Regions from separate parts of the Mus musculus genome. Here regions 1 and 3 are each linked to region 2. The links are chromatin loops, found by intact Hi-C in ENCODE. Cell type or tissue: heart. All regions are shown on one strand.

Region 1 (8,000 bases), 85 kb after region 2:
TTCATATACCTCCATGGTGTTATGGTGCCTAGGAAGGACTGCAGTGCAACTCAGAAAATATTTACAGCACAGAGTTCAGTGGACACAGAATTAAGAGCTGTTGATGTTAACATCCCAGCAAGCACCTCACGATTAAGACTTTCAAAGGCTCCTAGTTCTCGGCATTGGGACCCATCGTTGATCATGGTTCTCCCCGTTGGCACCTGTCATTGAGGGTTCTCCACACTGGCACCTGTCATCCATCATGGTTCTTGGCATCGATACCTGTTGTTGATTGGTCCTAGACATTGGTACCCATTACTGATGTTGAGGTTTCTCTTTGACCCATCACCACCACCATCTCATTATGGTTTTAAATAGAATGTCTGAGCAAAAGATTTACCTTGCTTTTTGCTTTTCTCTCCCTAACTATGTCTGTTAAATCATTGTGCTCTTCTGGGCTCCACTTAGCTACTGTAACTCTGTAGCATTTCCCTTCCCATATGTTTTGATTTCTGTACCTCTATAAACTATAGCTTGTGTGTAATTACTTCTTGGCATTATGCTTTGTGAGCTATAACGGAAACATTACTTTTGCTCTAAGATCTACAAAGTTCGAGACAAGGTGAAAAATTAAAGTGCATGTGGGGTTTTGTGAGAGAAAGAGCCCTTTTTGCAGAGGGAGACGAGATAATATGAATTGTGCTGTTTTACCGTGGTTTTAAGAAATGGGACTTTCGCATTTCCCTGCGGTGTGATGGGAATGAACGTTTATATTGTGTCTGTTGGGTAGCTGAACCGTTTTATCAGCTGACCTGCTGCTGCCATCAAACTTACCTGGGAGCTTTTCTGAAGTTGCAAATTAAGCAGCAGGCAGCTAGCTTTGAAACAGCTGGCTGGTATTTATGTTCTCTCAAGACAGGGTTGTATGGCCACAATTTTTCAGCAGTCCAGGGAACACATGGAACTCCTGACCCTTTAATTCTTTCCTCTCTTTCCCTTGGGTCATATTTTATATTCGTTCTTTACCTTTCTGTACTATAATTTAGAAGCAGTTATTTACAACACTGTGAAGCCAATATCGCAGAGAGTTTGGTTGAGTGAGCTTGGTGTACAGCCTTGTGGCTCAGTCTGTCCTTAGGTTATGGTTCATCCCAACTAATAAATATGCTTGTAAAATGGGGCTTTAAATTTTATTTAAATATACCCCTTACTGGCCTAGCACAGAACACCTTTTTCAAGTATGTTGGTTGGAACGATAAACTACAAAAGCAAACTAATTCCTAGAGAATCTCAGTCTAGACAGTTGGTTCAAAACAAAAACATTCAGTTGGCTGCAACCTCAGACCTCCATCTCCTTGACAATCAGCAGCTGCGGCTCAGTAAGGAGCCCATGCTTTCCCTGAAGCCAAAACCTGGGAAAGCAGAGGTCAGGACTGGGCTCACTGGACCCAGGACTGGAGCTCACTGGACCCAGCACTGGACTCTCCTGTAGCTTAGAGAATTGTGTACGTAACACACCAGAACTTTAACTTCAGCCCCAGTGACAGTTTGCCTCTCCTGCTCTCCATCTTGTGGTAGCCTTGCAGAGATCATCCCAGTGCACCTGCCTTGTGACTGCGTTGAAAGTAAGATGAGTGTCCAAGAAGGCTTGTCTTGTCTCCCTCCCTCCCTCCCTCCTTTGGAACAGGAGGGATGGAAATTAGGACCTTCCTTTGGTAATTAAGAAAACAGAAGAATAGAGAGAAAGTACCAGCTGGCTCATAACCTTCCGAGTAGCCTAAAGAACAAGCATTCCTTCAGCTGCACGCCTTTCCTCAGGATAAAACTGTCCTTGGCACTCGAGATCTGCAGGCAGCCAGAGGTACTGTGCTGCAGGTTCGAGGATAGGCAGGGAAACCAGCAGCCATTGCCCACTGCATCCTGAAGAGAAGATCCAGATGAGGAAGTTCTCAGAGACTGCACTGTACCCTCACCATTTCCATCGAGGGCTCCATCTTTAACACCTTGGCTCTTTAAAAAAAAAAAAAAAGTGGAATTACATGTGTTTATTCTAATTATGAGGTAGAATATGTTCATGATGGGGATTTTTTAAAAGACAAGTATATAAAAGGAAGCAAAATCATCTAATCATACCTACCCATAGTTAATCATTATTACATTTTAATGTAATTTTTATGATTCTATCTTTTCAAATAGATTATGACTTTAATATGGAAAGAGGTTCATAAGTATGCTATTTTAAAACTGTTGCTTTTATTTCATTAGTTCATGATTTTTTTTCCCACTTCAAATACATATTCTTAAGATTATGGTTAAAATTTTTTATAAAAATAAAAAATGCTGTAGAAAGCCTACAAAAAATCAAGAAAAAGGCTTATCAGTAACAGTTCAATAGTAGCTAATGTTAGTGTACTGTGAATGCTCGTTATATTATCTGTTAACATGGTTCTTCACAAAGCAGTAGCCTGTAAGCATTTCCCCACAGCATACTCCTTGGTAGTATTCCATCTTGCAGGTGTAGTTTACCCAAGGTTGACCCTCCTGTTAGCTGCTGTTCAGCTACTCCCACTCTCTCCCTCGTTGTCCTTTCTTCCTTCCATAGGGTCTCACCGCGCAGCCTCAAACTCAGTGCTCCAGCCTCAGCCCTCCTGAGCACGCCTAGCTTCTTTCTGTTAATAAACAGTGCTGTGAACAGGCCTGTAAATTCTTTTTAGATTTACTTATTTATTTTATGTGTATGAATACACTGTAGCTGTCTTCAGACACACTGGAAGAGGGCATCAGATCCTATTACCGTTTTTTGTGAGCCACCATGTGGTTGCTGGGAATTGAACTCAGGACCTCTGGAAGAGCAGTCAGTGCTCTTAACCGCTGAGCCATCTCTCCACCTCCCAACAGTCTTTTATTTGCACTTTGTCGTCCACCTCTGATAATCTCTTATAATAAATTCCTCATAGTGAAATTAACAGAGCAAAAAGTACAAATGAGCCGTTTAGGACTCCGTGTGTATTGATATAATGAGTTGACTTAAACTTTTCAGATAAGGCTAAGCAGTAATATTTAACAGGTTAGAAGAGGGGGGTGTTTGTGTGCACACGTTCACACACACACACGTATGCATTTATATTTGTGTGCAAGTGTGTGAGCATGTAGAGATCAGAAGATAGCTGGGAACTCCTGGGGACTCTCCTGTCTCTGCCTCCCACCTCCCCACAGGAGCCCGGGATTAAACTTGGATCTGCACACTTTTATTCCAAGTGTTTCCCCTTCAGCCCGCTTAGATGGTTTAAAAAGCATTTCATCTTATGACCATTCAATTTACAATAGATTTACTGGATATGACCTATTACAGTCAAAGAGCATCTGTGCTGCCCAGCGGGTTTCCCAAAAGTTTGCATTCTCACTGTATAAATAAATAAATAAATAAATAAATAAATAAATAAATAGCTGTTCCTTTGCCCTGCATTATTTATGGGTGTAGCAGAAGAAAATAACAAGAATATTGGTTTTTGTGAGGGTGTAGCTCAGTGGCTGAGTACTTACATATCATTTTGTAAGGCTATGGATTCAGTCTTTCTCATCTCTCATCTCCCAAACACACACATTCTATCTCAGTATAACTCACATTTATTAGAAGCACGCTCACACCCACCTCTGTTATCCGTTCCTGTAAATTTTAATTCAGACTCCTAATCAATACTTTCCGGCCTGTATCTGAAATAGGACCCATGTGTGTTCAAGTTAAGGAAACTTTTTAGGTTGTTCTGAAATGAGCTTTTAAAGCCCTGTTGCAACTGTGTAGCGCCCCCTTAATGGTAGAACCGTTCTCCAAGGGACTGTAGAATGGAGCCACTGTTCAGGCTGCCTGAATTCAAATCCTGGCCACATTGTTTAGGAGCTGGGTTTCCTGGGCAAGTTTGGTCTTTCTTTACTTCAGGTTCTGCTGCAAACAGGGCTAAGTGTAGTGTCTACCTCTTAAGTTTGTGGTACTTCCCTAGTTGCTATATTTGTCAGCAAAACAGGCCCAGTAATATATGTATCTGTATTAATAGCTATATTGGGAAGGGAAAGAGATGACTTATCAGTTCAGAGTGAATACTGCTCTTGCAGAAGACCAGAATTCAATTGCTGGTACCCACCTTGGATGATACACGGGCACCTATGACTCCAGAATCAATGCCTCTGGCCTCCGAGAGCACTGGAGTGCACATATGCACATGCACACACACACACACATGTACAGAATTAATAACATAATAGAGCTTTTACAAAAAGGGAGAAGAGACTGCAGAGACTCTCTCAGAGTATTGTAGGAGCTGACTAAGCAAGTGAAGAGCCAAAGGGCAGGCCTCGAGGGAAGCAAGTTGGCACTCTCCCATACAGACTGACGCAGCTACAAGGGTGCTGCCCCTGAGTAGAGTTCTCCGCCCCAGAAGCCTTACTCTCCCTTTGAGGCATTCCAGTTGAGTGAACCAGGCCCATCTGGACTTGTTTACAGCTAACCTCCCAGTATTAACAGCTTTTAACCTATCTATATAATGCCTTCAGAGGAACATGTAAATTTGTATTTGAACACTGAAGACTGTAGCCAGCCACACTGATACATAAAATTGGCCATCATCGTCTCTTTGGACCTTGGGAGAAGCCCACTAAGCCCACTTACATGAGTTTTGATGTCATTAATGCTTCTCAAGGACAGGACTCTGCGTCTCTCTAAGTCAGAAAATGTTGATATTGCTGTTTGTCCATTTTTGTCATAAATAGCCGCACAGTTAATATTGATTGTGGTCCTGAAGAGTCCTGCCGTTTTGAGACAGGTGCCTGATCACGATAAGATTCTACATAATAAAAAGAGCCTGGGGCAGTACACGGCTGCTGTGCTTTGCTTAATCTGGACCAGAAGTGCTGGGTTGTAAGGAACTGTGTGGTTTTTGACTTGATGATAAGATGTTTTCTTAGGCTACTTGAAAAAAAGTTCAAGATTTGGTTTTCTGCATTTATTCTGATTTTTGTATAATCAGGCCACTTCGTAGGAAACTGATTGCATTCCTTTGGAAATAAGCCCTCACCGCCACTCAATCCACACACAGAATGACTACACACACACACACATTCCTTTGGAAATAAGCCCTCACCACCACTCAATCCACACACAGAATGACTACACACACACACACACACACACACACACACACACACACACACACACTCCTTTGGAAATAAGCCCTCACCGCCACTCAATCCACACACAGAATGACTACACACACACACACACACACACACACACACCCTTGGAGAAAAGACACTAAACATTATCAGATACTTTCTGGACTCAGATCTTAGGAGTCACTCTGGGAATGACCCCGTGTGGGTTCTCCAGCCTGTTAGGGGTATTGTTTAGGTGGTTTTGAGCAATGTGGTGATAACTGTCACAAAGGCTGACCCCATGCAGTGATGGAGGGAGGCTGCTTGCAGCTAGTGCTTTGCTTGTTTCTCTGAGAACTCTTTCACCAGGCCCAGCAGAGAAGCACAGGCACGCACCTTGAGCCAGGCTCTCCCATGATCCCACACCTTCCGCATGTAGCTGGTGGACCTCTAACCTGCAGGATTTGCTAATCAAGTCTTTAATCAAGTTTAAGCTAGAAGACTCAGAGCTTTAAAATTAGCTTTATTCCAGGCTTGAAAGTCATTAGACTTGGGATTGCTGGCACGTGTGTGCAGATGCAGGCAGAGTCCAAGCTTAAAGATGAGACAGAAACAATGAGAGGAGTTCAAAAGTGGGAAGGCTCGTTTTCCTCCAATGCCGCACCTCATGTGTGTGTGTTTTTCTGTTTGTAAGAAGTCTAGAGATAAACTTTGCATGCTCATAATAAAACTCATCATTTCTTTAGAGCTTAAGGAGGTTTCAGGTTGTTTCAGCCTCACATGATGATATGATTCCATTAAAAGAAGCAACAGCAGCAATATTGCAACTTAGAAACAAAGGCGTTTCTGGCGTTTTTAATACAGGCTTTAAAACTCTCCCAGACTGTAGGTTTTACTCTGAAATGGATTTGGATGCCATGAATACATTAGGAAAACAGAGCAGAATGGAGTTTTAAAGTGTTTACAGGCAAACCAGACCCCTCCTGTCGCCCTCCCTCTCCTACAGGAAGATGCATCACTTGCCTGCCTGCCTCCCGTATGGGCAGTGGCAGCAGACGCTTGCCTCAGTGAACAGTAGACATCGTTGTTATTTTGTTTTCTTAAACCAGCAACAGTTTAAAATATTTTTCATGTAGGATTTCTTATAACAAAATGCAATCAATCTTTTCTTCAAGACAAGGTCTGTAGACTTGACTTGACTTGACCTTGAACTTGCCCTGTAGCCAAGGATAATGTTGGACTCTGATCTTCAACCCTCTACCTCCCACATACCAACCAAGCTCAGTCTATGCACTGCTGAGAACTAAGCCCAGGCCCTTGTGCAGGCCAGGCAAGTGCTCTGCTGACTAGTTACTGTATGTCCCGTCCCTTTATACCCTTCAAGGTAGTCTTTCTTCCACTTTCCGTCTTTTCTTCCATTGTCACCTCAGATTTAAGTCTTCTAGCCTATAGGATGTTCACTGAAAGACAACAGATTCTCTTGGCTGCTTGGCAATTAATCCATACTTTTATAAGATGGTCTCTGTGTGTAGGTGTGCACACACAGTTAGGCGTGGACTTCCTGTGAGGCGGTGAAACACAAAAAGCACTCGGGCTTTGAGCCGGAGTAAAGTCAAACCCTGGCTTCCTCCTCCGTCACTGGCTCTAAGACTCTGAACATTCAAACTACATAAACCTTCTTGTCTGTAAAGTGAGATCATAACTACTTTTTAAGTCTGGGTTGAATTAAAGGACATTTACACTGGCCTTTGTTTGTTAGAATTAGAAGTTAATAAATATGAAGGCTGAGCCTCTTGGCTCGTGTTGGATTGTGTCATTGTTTTGCATTAAGAAGACTTAAATTCCTGTCTCATAATACCAAAGAGAGAGAGAGAGAGAGAAGACTTAAACTGAATCTTACAGTTTTAAATGTCATAATTTTTAAACTTTGTAGTTAGACTAGAGGTCATCCACTCCGATAATATCAGACTACCTGATAGTATCAGAAATGGCATTACTTGGCATGATATGCTCACACAGTGAGTATGGCAGGACTGAGGTTGGGCCGTAGACTTCTGGACTCAGTTCAGCCACTTTACATATGTAACAACAGTAGATCACAGGGCCTGAGCCTCGCATTCTTCCAGAGTCCTTATGCAGCCTTAATGCCGCTGGATACTTCATAGTAGAGGTGGGTTATCTCTCGCCACTTCTCTTGGTCTTTGCACGAACAAAAGGCTTAATCCCAGCATTTAAGTCAAGCCTCTTCTGGGTGGGGGTCAAACCCAGACCCTGCATTCTACAACTGAGCTACATATTCAGCCCCACTTTTATTGGTCTTCAAGAAAATAACCTTGGGGCCTACAAGGTGGCTCAGCAGGTGAAGTTTGATCCCCAGGACCCAGGTAGTTGAAGGAGAGAACATGACTCCTGCAGGTTGCCCTCTGACCTCCATATGAGGGAGTAACTACCCCATCCCCAATAAATAGATAATTACAATTAAAATAATTAATGAAAACATAGCCTGTACAGGGGTTAAGGCAGGAGGATTGACTACACACACAGGTAAGGCACTGGAACACACACACACAAGAGAGGGAGTTTATATGACCTCATGTCAGAAGAAGGTCAGAAGGATTGTGATTTCAAAGGCAACGTCTCATACTGAATTGCATGCAGACATTCCCATATGCTGACCTTATGACTTCTCCCTAACTCTTTGTCTTTAGTCTCTGCGCCATTCCGTCCTAGCCAGTGTTCCATCTTTGTCAAAAGGTTTCTCTCGTCATAGATACTGGTTCCCCTCTATCTGTAAGATTTATTTAGTGTTATTTACACGTTTTGGGTTAAGTGTAGGGGATGGATACATGCATGTGTATGCAGGTGTGCTCAAG
Region 2 (8,000 bases):
CTCTAACTCAGAAATCTGCCTGCCTCTGCCTCCCAAGTGCCACCACACCCCCGGTTTCTTTTGTACTTGGATAGTCAGTCATAAAACCAACTTCTCCATAGGATTAGCTCACTATCCTTGTCTGAGGCTGTATATTTATTGTGGGATTTCCTAACCTTTGCCTTGCTTTGTGGTCAACTGGATAGGTCTTTGTTACATTAACTTCTCCTGGGGAGACTCAAACAAACATCTAGTCTACCTAGACAAGGCACCAAAGGATCAACCAATGGCATGATCCTACCCTCCTATAGCCTAAAGAGCCAATCAGCTTATTGCACTTACATATAGGAGCACAGGCCAGGGGTGACTTACAGGTGTCCCCAAGGAACTGCATCACCAAAAAGTCTTACTCCAGCGTGCATGACAACTTCTGGCAGCTGTGTTGATGGAGTCCTTCTCCCCCCACCCCCTTTTTTCTTTTTCTTTTTCTTTTTTTTTTTTTTTTTTTTTTTGAGACAGGGTTTCTCTGTGTAGCCCTGGCTGTCCTGGAACTCACTTTGTAGACCAGGCTGGTCTCTAACTCTGCCTCTGCCTCCCGAGTGCTGGGATTAAAGGCATGTGCCACCACGCCCTGCTCCTTTTTCCCCTTTTGATCAATTTCCACCTCCTATAAATGACAGAACCTCTGAAGACCACGTGCGGCTGTGGCAGGATTACATACCACCGGGGCATAGGCATGAGTGGTTGAGAGTGTAACAACCCACTCAACCCCTTTCCATGACAGAAAACCAACAGGCCTGTAATGGCTACTCCTGGGTGTCAACTTGACTATATCTGGAATGGACTACAATCCAGAATTGGTGGGCTCACCTGTGATCCAGATCTTGAGGCTGGAAGACACAAGTTTCTGGCCTGGATCTTGGCATGGAGATCTTGAGGCATAGTGGCTATGAAAAGCTTAGGCCCAGGCAAGGTAGTACAGGACTTTTATCCCAGGAGACTGAGGCAAGGAGATCTCTGAGTTCAAAGTCATCCCAGGACAAAGCAGGTCCCAAATCCAGGTGTAGTGGTACACACCTTTCATCTGGGCCACACCTTCTGCTGAAGGCCTACATAAGGACAGTAGAAGGAAGATTCACTCTTCTTTGCCTACTTGCATTTATTTGCCAGCACATCTGTTGGAATCTACTAGCCTTGTGGGACTGAGCAACGACTAGATCCTTGGACTTCCCATTCACCACTGCCCATTGTTGTGTTAGTTCAACTACAGACTGTAAGTCATCATAATAAATTCCCTCAATATAGAGAGACATTCCATAAGTTCTGTGACTCTAGAGAACCCAGACTAATACAACGCCCAATCTGAGGGTTGCTTGTGGGTGATCCTGCTGCTCTGATCAAAATGCAGCAATAATCACAACCTTTGAGGAGGGCCTTCCACAACCATCTGCCTCTTTTATTGGAGGACAAAGAATGTATCATGTTCATTTAAAATAGCAAAAACACATATGACAAGCACTACAATAGTCGTCTCTGACAGTAACTGTCTGAGTCCTTGGTTCTTTGGTCTCCTCAAGGGAACCTGTGGGGTGTTTCTTGGCACATAGTATTTAGAAATCATGTTAGCCTAATGCGAGTGTAAGCGTGCAACCAGCCCCAAGGGATGTGGATCTCCCAACTCTGATTGCGTGGGCGATCCAGCACGTTTTTCAGGGAGTCCAAACTAAGGGTGTGGGTAACTGCAGGTTGGCCCCAATAGGCATGCTGCTGTCAGAGAGGGACCTCCAAATTATTCCTCATTCCTGAAGGCCAGCGATAGACACACTTCCACGTAAAGTGATCCCCAACACTTAGGACAACCCTTTGAGGTCAGAATTCTTTCTCCCCGTTTTAATTCTGAGCGATCCAAGAGTTCACTTATTTAACTGCTTATGCGGAAGTGGTGTTTTAACTTGTGGATCTGACCTCAATTTCTTAAAATTGAATTTTGTTCTTATCTGCCTAAAAACAGAAATAGTTTTTCTCAGGCAGCAACAGTTACCACTGAGGAGGTAAAGCAACAGTGGCAACGCCTCTGCCTCAGTGACCTCTCTCTTCCTTTCTTCTTCCAGCACTGCGAACACTGGGGGCTCTCACAAGCTCTCAGAACAAGAGCCAGAGGCTGCAGATAAAGGCCTGTTCATCCCACACAGCCCTTTCCTAAGGGAGCATTCTTGCCTGCTGTTTCAGTATCTTTTTGTGACATTCCAGAATCTGTCCCTCGGTGTGAAATTATGTATGTGCACCTACAGAACTTTAGCTGTGTGTGATAGGTATGTACAATGACTTTTGTTACATTGCTCTTTCCAGCTTTGGAGCAGTGTGCAGGGGGTAGGTCCCGCAGTTAAGTGCCTCAAATTACAGCCTCTGACTTCAGAGCCAGCTCTCCTACCACTTGGCCAAATCACCTCTCTACAAATCATTGGGTATGGAACTCCTTTAACACATTTCTCCCTGAACTTCTAGGGATGGTGGCCTTCTCCTAACCCTCAATTAACTGAATACTGGGAGGCTTTATTCATTTGTTTATGTATTTATTTTTTACAGTGCCAGAGATAAGCTTCACCCAAACTGGGGAACTGTTCTACCCCCCTCCCCCAACCTCAAGTCCTACCTAGTATTTAAAAGAAATTAGACTGTACTGTTTAGACCAGTATTGTGTTCTCGGTAAAGCTGAAATGAAAGTACAAATGCTCTCCCTGACCCCCTTATGCATAGCTTCCCTCCTCACCACCATCCTCCATATCGGGGCACATTTGTTACAACTAATAAACTTAATCCTGCTCCAGGCGCATCTTTATCGCCCACAAAGTTCATAGCGTACATGGGGCTCATCCTTGCTGTTGCACACTCTGTGCCTTTGAACTAATTTATGACATGTATCACAGAGTACTTTGACTACCAAAAAAGGAAAACAGTAATACCAAAAAACCTATTCCCTAATGAGGTACTTTTTAAGGGGTGATATAAGGGGGGGGGGCGGATATGGTAGCATACTACTGTAATTCCACCACTTAAGAGGCAGAATGATCAGGAGTTTCAGGCCAAATTAAGACGTGTGTGTGTGTGTGTGTGTGTGAGAGAGAGAGAGAGACAGAGACAGAGAGACAGAGGAGAGACAGAGACAGAGAGACAGAGATCTCTTAGAGTCTAGACTCAACTCTAGGTGGTGTGCCCCAAGTGAAGTTCAGCCTCTCCCAGTTTGTGCATCTCTCCAAGACTCGCCTAGGAACCGGTTCCTCCCCCTTTTGTTTAAGTGTCAAGCGAATGGGTTTCCTGTTGACTCTGGAATATTGTGAAAGGGCAGGAAGAGGCCAAGCCTCCTTGTCTCTCTCTCTCAACTCCCCAACCCCTTTATTTATTTTGTGCACGTCTGTTTGGGTTGTGGGGGTGTTTCCAGCTTGTGCGGCTGGAGGGCGGCCTCAGCAGCCCGAAACCCCTCCCCGAGGAGGCGAGGCCGGTCGGGAGCCCGCCCGATCCCAGGCTGGACCTCTGTGGGGCGGGGAAGGGAACCGGACGGGAAGCGAGCTGCCGAGGAGCTGCAGGCCGCCGGTGCGTGCCCAGAAGGCGGGGAGCTCGGCCCAGCCCGCGCCCCAGCTCCGCGCTGCAGGTGGAGCCCTCCTTCCCCGCCGAGCGCGCTGGCGAGGGCCATCCGCTGCCCGCAGCTCGCCCGCCGTCCCTGGGCTGCGCGGCGGCGCCTCGCCCATGGCTGAGGGCCGGCGGCGGGAGGACGAGGAGGAAGAGCTGCGAGAGCGCCGCGAGCTTGGGGGCCCGCGCCGCGCCCGGAGCCGCGCGCTCCCGGGCCACTCGGCTGCAGGTGAGACGCGGGGGACGCGGGGACCAGGGGCGCACGGGGGGTTGGGAGCATCTAGGACCGGGTTCTCCGCGCCCACTCATGCCCTGCCCAGCTCGGCAGCTGCTCTCGATGCTGCCTGGAGGGGACTGACACCTTTAACTCCTGATGGCGAGAGGGCGGGACAGTGGCCTTTCTATCCTTAGCCTCCTTTTCTCCTTTTTGAGAGAATTCAGATTGGTCTCTTTTACCTGTTAGTGGCCCTGGAGCCGAAACTCCAAAATTTCCGTGGAAACTAAATCCAAGGCGGCTGGTACTTGTGGCTGGGTGATTACTTATCTGTAGGTGAGTCAGAGGCCATGCCCTACGTCTATCTCTCTCTGGACCACGACCCATCCCTACGGTTTCGCCTGGGCCACCCCAACCTGGTCAGACCACGTGCCCATGCTGAATCAAGTCTTGTTTCAGCAGCCGGTGAACTTCGGACCTCTAGTCCCTTCCTTCCCTCCCCCACAGCGCTGATTTTCTGCTGGAGAGTTAATTTGTTGCAACTGCCCTCCCCGTTGTAAACCGGGAGTGCCCAATGTAGTATTGGAGAAGGGAATTCTTTTGGATGGAGGTCATTTGGGGGCCTATAGTTAGTTACCTTTAAGATCTTGTTTTGGGACACACCAACGAAGCACGAATCAAATAGCTTGGTGCATAAGTATAAAATTAAATGTAGATCCACCCTCCTTCCCTTTACCTGGGGTGGGTTTTCAATGTAACCGTAATGGAGAGGAAATTATTAGGCCAGCTGGTTAACCACAGTTATCTGAAACTGGATGGAAGAATTAACCTAGAAGATGCATAAAGAGGTGAAGGGATTGGGAAGAGTCATGGGAAATCCAGGCACCAGACTGGAGCCTTCTTAGAAAGGGAACATGGAGAGGCTCCTCTGTGTGACCACCAGGAGAAAGTTGGGTCTGTGGAATTGGAGGGCAGAAAATGGGATAAAAGCAAAAAAAAAAAAAAAAAAAAAAAGTCGGTAAGCGTATTCCGAGTAAGACATTCCGGAAGCTTAAAATTAACTTTATGCCTGCCTGCCTGCCTGCCACGGGGCCTTTTTTAGAGTAAGACACTTGACTGTTACCATGAACACCAAGTGATAATAATCGGTAGTTTTGTTCAATGTAAGCCTAACTGAAACAACACTTAACTGCTGCGTAAATAATTCAGTACCATGAAAAAGTTTGCAAAGTTGTGCCTTGGTTGCTTACAGATTTTAAAAGTGCATAAGTACCTTGGATTCTTGGTACCTTTTAGAAGAAAGTCTCCCTCTTACAGAGGACTGCACCATGGAGAGCAGTGTCGGAATTTAAACTAAATATGACCCAGATACAGGTTCAACGGTTCTTCAGTGTGTTTTTCCCCCCAAGGCCAGCACAAATGTTACTTTTGTAACTTTTTACTAGTTCCATAATGTCTGAAGACAAGGCCTAGTCTAGGCTCTGTGATAATAGTTTGCCGAGATTTGGTAGCGTCTGCACCCAGAAATAAGTGTTTTCAGCTCTCTTACCCTTAACATGGCTTCCTTCATGAAGGGGCGAGGGGTCAGCAAGTGCATGCTGCGTGTGAGAGGGTCAGACTTGTAATTTTAGATTTTATCGTCTTGGGGATAAATTATTTAATAGTCGACAAGTGGTGCTTCCCTCCCGCCTAATGTATTAGCGTGTTTTCCAACCCCTTGTTGCATTCCTTACCAAGCTTGGGCATTAACTGCAGTAGTTGTCTTCTTCCAAAAGAGAGTGGGAGCTCACCCAGAGGCCTGATGTCCCCCAGTCCCTCTGCTTTCTTCCTCATGGTAAATGGCTTTGCCTGTTCTTTGTGTTTCCTCCTCCCTCCCTCAAGTTAAAGGCTTTCTTTTTCTTTAATCTCGCATGGCCTGATACACACCATAACCCCGGGGCTTGTAGACTTGAAACAGCCAATGAACTTTCTCGCCCTGCTAAATTACATGTTTGCGTAAGTTTATCTATTTTTGTAATATACATACAATAAATTATAAAGCAAAGGCTCTTCTAACATTATGGCTGAGTAAGAAAAAGAATATATCAGGTCCTTGGAATGACATCATTCTCTATCCCTCCCAGACATTGTCCCTTCCCTCTGCATAGTTAACCATTAAAAACTTTTCCTGAGTGAGTGTGTGTGTGTGTGTGTGTGTGTGTGTGTGTATTTCTAGGGACTGAACTCAGGCCATTGTGTGTACTAGGCAAGTGCTTACCCACTTACTATTAAAAAGCTGTTTTTGAGATTGTTTTCTGTTTTTTTTTGGGGGGGGCGGGGGGGGGTTCAAGACAGGGTTTCTCTGTGTGGCCCTGGCTGTCCTGGAACTCACTTTGTAGACCAGGCTGGCCTTTCTGAACTCAGAGATCCACCTGCTTCGGCCTCCCGAGTACTGGGATTAAAGGCGTGTGCCACCATGCCCGGCCTATTTCCTGTTTTGTCTTTACAATTTACTATACACACACATTCCTATGCAATACTGTTGAAGTTTGTACCTTGATTTAGGTAGACTCATCCTGATTGCCGCCTTTCTCTCAAGGTCATGCTCTGTAGCCCGGTCTGCCTCACCCCCTAAGAGCTGGATTACAGGAGTATGGGCACCAGCGTTCTTTTTTTAAACATCATGCTTTTTGTTTTCTTTTGTTTTGTGCAGGGAATCCTTAGAAAACAAATGTGTTTTAGTAATCATTTCATCTTACACGTAAGAGAGGAGGCTAGTTGATTCAGTTCTTACCTTCATAATATGTATCTGTAAGTTTACTCAGGTTTTGCTTGTTTGTGGAGGCAGGGAACATGCATGCTAGAGGTTGACCCCAGGGCCCTACCCATGCCAAACATAAGTTCTTTCCAGGCCTGGTTTGTTGTTGTTTTAATTTATTTTTAAGGTTCAAAGATATCACCAAGGGCACCAAATGGACTTTTTCCTCATATTGATCAAATTGGTTTTTTTTAAATTCTATTTCAACCCCCTCCCTCACCCATTACTTCTTTGTGTTTCTGTTTTGCTCTTAGTGATAAAGAGAACCGCATAGAAAAAGTTATAGCCTACCAGGGATGGGGTGGGGAGGGGGAGCTTAAAAGAGAAAGAGAGCAAGCAAAAGGATGCAGAAGATGAGGAGGAAGAGAAAACCATTTGAAAATGGGGCTGTCACGCAATTGACATGCATTTGTGAGGAGCCAGGGGAGCAGAGAGGACAGCACTGCCAGGTCCTGCTGGGCACTGATGCCGGAGGTGTGAACCCGGCAGCTTGAGAGATTCATTGTTGATGGTGTGATACAAAATTCTGATTGCCTCACTTGACAGTTAAAATGTAAAAGCCAGACACATCTGAACTCTTGGAGCATCTTACTGACCCATTAAATGTCACTCTCAGGCAGGGCAGACAAGATGTGAGTATGTGAACCCAGCTTTCTTAAACGTTTCCTTTGTGTACCAGAATTGCTGTACAGGGGTTGTACAGACACAGATTGCCGGCTGCCCTCTCAAATCTCTGATCCCCATCGGTTTTGGGATAAGGTCTGAAAATACTCTTTTTTTTTTTTTTTAATCACAACTTGTTTATTTTGTATTCGTGCCAGAGGACAGCTTGCTGGAGTCTTCTCTTCTTCCGCCATGTGGGCCGTAGGGATGAAGCTCAGGCCACTGGTCACCTTTGTCCGCTGAGCCATCTCACAGGTTGAGATCTGAGAATATTCTTAACATGCTCCCAGATATTTTGATGCTTTTGGGTCTTTTTGAACAGATCAGTTGAAAAACACTGAGATGCGCACGGAGAGATCCACTGGAGTTTATACTTCATTCTGGGTTTCTTGGCTGCTTAAGAGATTCTGTGATTGATTTACGTGGGCCAGCCCAGACAGTCAACTGTTCTTGACTTCTTTGTCTTTGGCCAAGAATTCTTCATCCATCCATACTGCTAAGTCTAGTGTGTTGGCATCACCGTGTTACCCCGGTTGGTGCCGGTGAAGTGTATCATCTGGAGGCCAGGGGAAGGAAAAGCCGGAGTGACCAATTCTTTCCTGGTTTCCTGAGACTGACTTTGCCTTTTGAAATGGAAAGTTCCCTATTCCAGGAAACCCAGAAGTGTCAGCGCATCAGGGTATAGAGCCATCCTCTGTAAAGCTAAGGTGTTCAACTTCT
Region 3 (8,000 bases), 68 kb after region 2:
AAATAACAGAATATCATTTGAGACCAGCTTAGGCAACATAGTAAGGCAGTTTTGGGGGGGGGTTGTTTTTTTGTTTTTTTAACGCTGGGAATGGCGGTAAACGTGGGAGGCAGAGGCAGGCACAACTTGGAGTTCATGACTAGTTGGCCTATACAGAGAATTTCAAACTAGCCAAAGCTATACGGTGAGACCCTGTATAAAATAAACACACACACACACCCACACACACACATTTTTAGGGCTAGTGAGATAGCTTAATGGATAAGCTTGATGACCTGAATTCAGTCTCCAGCTCCCAACACAGAAGAGAACAGACTTCTGTACATTGTCCTTTGACTTCCACACATGTGTCATGGCATGTATGTGCCCACACATGTGTGAACACACACATATCCACATACAGACAAATACTATCACACCATACATATGAATGCATATACACACACTACACACATATACCACATACACCACACACAAACATACATACCATATATATCATACACACATTGTACACATCATACATACATGCACACACATACACACCACATATACCATACACACACACACACACTACACTACAATTTAAAATTGAACATATATAAACACTCAAGCCAGAACTCGAGCACCTGATGGTAGTGTTTAGGAGTATGCTACAGAACCTTTTAAAGATTCTTCTTGTCATAGACATTTTGAAACTCTAGTGTGAGGTGTAGGGCAGATCTCCTTCACACTGTTTCCTACTGCTTCCCACTCTGCTGTGAGTTTATCCTGTGTTCATTCTGGAGGTTGAGTCTTCCCCTAATTTCAAAGAACAATATAAGAGCCATCACTTCTGACTGCAGTTACTAAAGCAAGCTCCTCTCTACTCAATGAGGTTTGATTTTTCTCTTAAGTTAAGTGATCAAAGCCGAATCATCAATGCCTGAATATCTTACAACAGACTCTGCAAGATCTACATTGGCTATCCCTCTTAAGTTTTAACCAAAGCAAAAGATGACACTTGCATTTGTATCATCTACATTTCAAAGTGCTTGTCATCTTAGATTCAGAGTCATGAGTAGGGCCTGTGTGGTCATTCCCCCAAATCCACCCTGGTCAGAGTGGACACAAGTGGTGTACTATCTGAATACATGAACATTGGATCATACGTGGTGGTGGTTTGGATGAGAATGGCCTCCATAGGCACGTATAGTTGAATAGGTCTCCAGTGGATGGAACTCTTTCAGAAGTATTAGATGTGGTGAAGGAGGTGTGGCACTGGGGTTGAGCTTTGGGGTTTCCAAAGCTCACACCATTTCCAGTTAACTCTCTCTGCCTCCTACCTGTGGATCAGGATGTAACCTTTCAGCTCCTGCTCCAGCACCGTGCCTGCCTGCCTGCCTGCTACCATGCTCCCTGCCATGATGGTCATGGATTCACCCTCTGAAACTGTAAGCCCCAAATAAAGCCTTTCAACTGTAAGTTGCTGTGATGGTTTGTATACGCTTGGCCCAGGGAGTGGCCTTATTGGAATAGGTGTGGTCTTGTTAGTGTAGGTGTGTCACTGTGGGCACTGGGCTTTAAGACCCTTGTCCTAGCTGCCTGGAAGCCAGTCTTCTCCTAGCTTCCTTCAGAACAAGATATAGAACTCTCAGCCCCTTCAGCCCCATGTCTGCCTGGATGCTACCATGTTCCTACCTTTATGATAATGAACTGAGCCTCTGAACCTGTAAGCCAGTTCCAGTTAAATGATCTTTATAAGACTTGCCTTGGTCATGGTGTCTGTTCACAGCAGTAAATCCCTAAGACTTACCTTGAGCATGTTCTTATCACAGCTGTTAGAATGGAACTAAAACGTATGTGCTCCATGTTGTCTTGAACCAGAAGTTGTCTTGAAAGGGAAACGTGTTTAACCTGGAGTTGTTAATCTGGGTCTTTTTATTTTTAGCAACTCTTCAATGTTATTCATATCATTGCTAAATATACATGAGTCCAGAAACCTGCTTTCTGCCCATACATTCTTTAATAATTATTTAAACCTTAGAAGTTTTTAAGGAAATGGAGAACATATTAGAAAGTATTTGATTTGCCAGGCATGGTTGCGCACATCTTTAATCCCAGCACTCGGGAGGCAGAGGCAGGCGGATTTCTGAGTTCGAGGCCAGCCTGATCTACAGAGTGAGTTCCACGGCAGCCAGGGCTACACAGAGAAACCCTGTCTTGAAAAAAAAGAAAGAAAGTATTTGATTTGAAGTAAGTAAAATTCATGCTCTTTAAGCACTGTGTGCTTAAAACCAAGATAAAATTTCCACGCTTGATGTCAGTCTGTTCATTGTCTGCTTAAGGTTTTATCCAACTAATTTTTCATTGTTGGCAAGAAAGTGGAGCCTGAATCTGCTCTCGTGATTTGTTTTGTTCACTCTTGGCTTTTGGACTGAAATAATCACAATATATTCCCTGACAGTTGCACAATATTCTTCCCCATTGTGAAAATTGCTTTGCTTAAAATTGAAGTGCATAAACCATAACGCGATTTGAAAAGTACAAACATAAGACTCAGATAAACACATGCACACGTGAGAGCGCGTGTGCGTGCGCACACACACACACTCCACATATTTATATGCATTCCAGCTAAAAAAATGACATGATCACCAAGTGTGAACTGTGTTTATCTGTGTCCTTTGGGGAAAAGATCAAAGTGAGGATGTGTGTTTCAATTTATTATTGTTGTTGAAAGTTGAGCATCTGGGGATATTGTAAACAATGGATAATTTATCTTATCCTCAAATCTTCACTGTGCCAGTTTGTAGGACTAAGACATTATAAACACTGCATATATATTGACATAGGAGTCTGATCTATAGCACAAAGTGAACTTGTGGGAAACGTCTAAAAGTCTTCCAACAGTTAATCAGGTCATTTTCTTGGATTGTATTTACCAGCTTGATACTCTGAAAGAGGAAAGCATTTGTGTTTTCTTAGAGCTGAAAGTTATGAAATGACTGGGATTTCCTGCCTGAACCCAGTGTGGAGGAGAGTTGCGAGTTGCGAGCTATCCAGTTTCCTGAGTGGCCATGATCCAGATGTGCAGACTGGTCATAGCACATCTGCCAATCAGAATGGGCCCTGGAGGGAAGCCCTTGGATGAGGAGACTTGTTTACTTGCTCTTGACTCTGTTTCTCCCTCCTCCTGTGTGCTGTGTGCCTTGGAAGATTAGTGGAGGATCCTGCTGGCACATGCCTAGATAAGGAAACTGTAGGAAATCAGGGCAGTGACAGCCAGGGCAGAGGTTTAGCTCCTGGCTAGCCAAGGTAAGAGCTGTTGCTTTGTTATGGGGATAACTAGCTTCTATCCCGTTTCTGCTTTGCTTTTGTTAACGCAACAAGCAAGCTAAAAGCTGGAAGAATGATTTGTTCCCTCTTAAGATTCACAGTATGCCAAGTGTTACTATGGAAAGTCTGCTGGCTTTGCTTAAGGGAGGAGTGGGATGAGTAAATTAAGATTGTTTTTTAAAGGTACAGTAACACCCAGTGTGTAGGAATTAGAACCAGAAACATTACCATTGTACACTTGGAGGGCAGAGCATCTAAACAAACATGTTTTACCATGAATCTACATTCTACTCGCTCAGAAAACAGTGTCTTACTGTATGCTAGCTCTTTGGCTTAAAAGGGCATTTCTTGGGTTGGTGAGATGGCTAAGTGGGTAAAAGTGCTACAGCAAGGAGAGTTCTTGTCATGCAAGACTGCTGACCTGACTGTCTGGTCCCTGGAAGCCACGGCAGGAGGGACCTAATGCCTGTGAAATGCTTGTGAAAGCTGCATGTCTATTCACTAAACAAGTGAATAAACAAATACAGCTCTTCTTTTTATTATAAACCCGGTGCAGACACAGAGCATCATGCACCTCAGTGTGCCTCACTCCTTCCCTCCCCTTTCCTCCTAGAGTACAGTGCTCTCTGGCCTGCTCTACCATCAGTGAGATTGGAGGGGATGTTATTAGCTAACCTTTGCTTTGTCCTTAAATCATTCTACGAAGTTAGCGTCGATTGGGATGGTGTTGTAGGAGAGTGAATGTGGCAGTGTTCTCATAGGTTCCTTTTAAAGTCTGGTGGGACTGTACTGTGTTTCTTTCTCTCTGTGTGACTTTTGTAAACACTGAGGCTTTCTTCGGTTTCCTTTTCTTGTATGGAAGGGTAAACAAAGGAACAGTTGTTACTTGGACTCAAATGAGCAAATTGGATGTTTTGTGTGTCTTGTGCATGAAATGGTTTTCAGGTGAATACATAGTATTTTGTAACATTCTAGACAATTACTTTTGAGCAAATTAAGCCCCTGAACTTTTATACACTGCTGGCTTTTTCACCCCGACACAGTTGACATCTTAGGGCGTTGCCCTGTGCACTTTTGGACAATTAACACCATCTCTGGTTTCTTTCTTTCTTCTTTTAAAATTTATTTATTTTATGTATATGACTACACTGTAGCTTTCTTCAGACACACCAGAAGAGGGCATCGGATTCCATTACAGATGGTTGTGAGCTGGGAATTGAACTCGGGACCTCTGGAAGAGCAGTCAGTGCTCTTAACTGCTGAGCCATCTCTCCAGCCCCGGTTCCTTCCTGCGCTGTTGTGATGACTGGAATGTTTATGTGTACCACATTTTAGCTAACTCTCCACAGAACGTTCTTGAATGTTCTGGATGGGAGGGAGTTAAGGCTGTACTGGTCTTGGTGTGTCTGCAGATGTTGGCAGCTGCTCCTTTTGCTCCCTCCCATTCTGTTAGAAGCTCCTGCCAACCATGATTCATGGAATAATTTTTTTAGAGCTGAGTAATCTCTGGCTTTTCAGTTTCCTTACTTTCTTTAGCTAAGTTTTAGCAAAGCCTTTAACACAGCAAAGATCTTCTAAAATGAATAACACTTTCTGAGTAGATTTTACCAACCCATCAAAAAAGTTTTACGTGTCCCCTTTCGACGCCCATGTCAGGCAGATCCTCTCAACTCCAGTGAAGAGCATTGCACAGAAGAAAACAGAGCTGCCCTGAAGTGTCATCTGTGAGACTCTGGTGTGGCAGCTGGAATCTACAGCTGCTTTAAAGCCTGTGCTGACGTGTGACTGTCTCCTTTCTTTACAGATCGCAACGAGCGACATAAGCCAGAGCATCGTTCTTCCAGGTATGAATTTATAGTATTTAATGGTTCTGCTTAAAGGGTCCTTCTTTGAAACACTATTTGGAAGCAATGAAACTGTCCCTTTTAGGGTTACTGTTATTTTGAACTCGGTTATGGCTGCCAGAGCCTCACAGAAGGGAAGTCATTTGTTCTCTGAACAAAACCCTCTGAAGACACTGAATACGTGGACAGTGTTTCACACTGAGGACTGCTGTCAGGAACAGATCCGGCTGCATAAAGCATTCTCAGTTTCTTTCTTTTATAACTTAATTTTTCTCATTTTCTTTCTTTTATAACTTAATTTTCTCTCCTCCTTCTAACCAGTATTTTAAAACAACACATTGCTGTTTTCCTGATGACAGAATTGACAGAGACTCTATAGAAACACAGAAGATATTTCTAGATTTCACTGTTGGGTATGTGGAACTGATGTGTGTATACCGTTTGAGAGTACATGCTGCAGCATGCGTGGGTCAGAGGGAGTTCTGTGGAGTTAGTTCTTTCACTCCACCTTTACACGAATTCAGGTTGTCAGGACTGTATGACAAATGCCTTTAGCTACTGAACCATTTTGCCTCACAAAAAAAAAATGTATTTTGTTTTGTTTTTTTTTGAGAAAGGATTTCTCTATGTAGCCCTGGCTGTCATAGAACCTCATATATATACATACTAGGCTGGCCTCAAACCCACAGAGATCTGCTTGCTTCTGCCTCCCTAGTGCTGGGGTTAGAGGTGTGCATCACTACACCTAACTTAATTTTTAGAACTACAAAGCATTAAAAAAACAAACAAAAACCAACTTTCACCAGCACCAAAGAATAGTTCTAAAAATAATTTCAATCTTGAAGAGGTAGAACCTTTGTCTCTTTCTCTTTTAAGTAAGACTTGCAGGCTATTCTAGGTATTATTATCAAATTTTAGAAAACTGTAATTTTTCTGCTATTATTTTCTCATTATTTTATATATCACTGCTTTTTAAAAATTTTTATTTTATGGAGACTGATAAAGTAGTGATAGTGCATTCATTAGGTTTACTGGTAAACTATACCCTAATGCTTTTTGAAAAGGTCAATTCCTAACTTGTATTGAACTCGGTGAATCAAACTATAAAATCTTTGAAAGCACAACATTATGAACTAACCAGTAACCCAGAGCTCTTGACTCTAGCTGCATATGTATCAAAAGATGGCCTAGTCGGCCATCACTGGAAAGAGAGGCCCATTGGACACGCAAACTGTATATGCCCCAGTACAGGGAAACGCCAGGGCCAAAAAAAAAAAAAAAAAAAAAAAATGGGAATGAGTGGGTAGAGAAGTGGGGGGGGGGGGTATGGGGGACTTTTGGGATAGCATTGGAAATGTAATTGAGGAAAATATGTAATAAAAATAAATAAATATAAAAAAATCTCTGAAAGCTCCCCTAATTACAGTAGACATCATCTTTCAATAGTTTTCAATCAAATCAGTGAGAGTCTATCTGAAGGGAAAACATAGCTGAGTGTCTATAATATTGGCCTTTCTTTAGGTATAATATACACATTATAATTCACTCTTTATGTATGGCTGGTCCTGTGTCTTGACAGACATAAAAATTATTACTATATCATTATGTATTTGTGTGTGTATTATGCGTGTGTGTGTGTGTGTGTGTGTGTGCATGTGCAGGTATGCATGTGTATGGCTGTGCATGTATATGAGTATATGTAGGTGTGCATATGGTTGGGTGTGCATGTGGTAGGTGTGCATGTGGTTGTCCATAAGTTCTGTGACTAAAGAACCCTAACTAATATAGTGCCCAACTGAGAAAATCTTGGAAAAATACATATACTGGGGGCTTGGGTAAGATGTCACATAAAAGTGCTTGCTGCACTAGTAAGGACCCAAGGTGGATCTCCAGCATTTGTCTTTAAAAAAACAAACAAAAACAAAAATCATACAAACAAAAAACAGGCATGGCTGTAGGGACTTGTAATCCCAGCTCTGTGAAGGGGAAGACAGGAGGACCCTAGGGATTGACAGCCAGCTTATGATTTGAGTCTTAAAAAAAATAAAAAAGGATAATGGATTTTAAATCTACGTGTGTGTGTGTATATATATTTTATTTGTATGACTATATTTGAAATAGGATTTCACTTTATAACCCTGGCTGGTTTGAAACTCACAGAGATCCTCCTGCCTCTGCCTCTTGAGTGCTGAGATTAAAAGCACATACCACCTTGCCTTGCTGGATATAAAACATATTGGAATTCTTCAAATCCACATAGAAAGGATGGTAGTGGGAAGGACACATCGCTGTGCAGTGGCTGACTGAGGTGAGGACCATCAGTGGCAGTTAACTCCTCTGCGGAGTTGTTGGGGAGTGGAGACTTGTGTGGCCTTAAAAGATCACCCCATAAAGGGTCCTTAGTTGCATAAGGGGAAGTCACTGCCTTCATCAAGCAGTCACCTTGTCTATCTATCACAGTTGACAAGAGCCGGGCATTGTGTGTCTCCAGATGACAGAGCAGCAGCACACATGGCACTTAGATGGTAGCTCTAACAGAGAGTGGGCTCTGGAGGATAGTGTCTTGAAAAGCACAAAGAGGGGCTGGAGAGATGGCTCAGCAGTTAAGAGCACTGACTGTTCTTCTAGAGGTCCAGAGTTCAATTCCCAGCGACCACGCGGTGGCTCACAACCATCTGTAATGGAATCCGATGCCCTCTTCTGGTGTGTCTGAAGATACACCAGAAGATACAGTGTACTCATACAAAAAAGTAAAATAAACAAATCTTAAAAAAAAAAAAAGCACAAATAGACTAGGAGAAAGTTTAACATTAACAAAGAGAGAGAGAGAGATGTGGTAGA

What was found. A loop is a pair of places that touch in the nucleus more often than their neighbours do. Peaks named below come from ENCODE experiments on the same cell type or tissue, not always from the same donor. Only the 100,000 strongest peaks of a DNase experiment are listed, where the experiment ranks them.
Region 1: it touches region 2 in a loop (2.0-fold over the local background); 2 of 42 quality-filtered maps call a loop at or near these places.
Region 3: it touches region 2 in a loop (2.2-fold over the local background); 3 of 42 quality-filtered maps call a loop at or near these places.

Annotation. Positions count from the first base shown.
Region 1 is chr3:86,052,511-86,060,510 of GRCm38, forward strand. All of the region lies in intron 2 of Sh3d19 (SH3 domain protein D19), which reads left to right. Among named protein-coding and RNA genes, the nearest start is that of Gm25188, 44 kb to the right of the region's middle. In heart, no CTCF peak of the experiment used is centred here; a DNase peak (open chromatin) is centred at 4,351.
Region 2 is chr3:85,967,590-85,975,589 of GRCm38, forward strand. Sh3d19 (SH3 domain protein D19) reads left to right here and starts at 3,529. Exons shown (of 22, transcript NM_001082414.3): 1 at 3,529-3,835. In heart, a CTCF peak has its summit at 3,517; a DNase peak (open chromatin) is centred at 3,512; H3K4me3 peaks cover 1,832 bases; H3K27ac peaks cover 1,735 bases.
Region 3 is chr3:86,035,707-86,043,706 of GRCm38, forward strand. Sh3d19 (SH3 domain protein D19) reads left to right here. Exons shown (of 22, transcript NM_001082414.3): 2 at 5,120-5,159. Among named protein-coding and RNA genes, the nearest start is that of Prss48, 37 kb to the left of the region's middle. In heart, no CTCF peak of the experiment used is centred here; DNase peaks (open chromatin) are centred at 3,105 and 4,735; H3K27ac peaks cover 324 bases.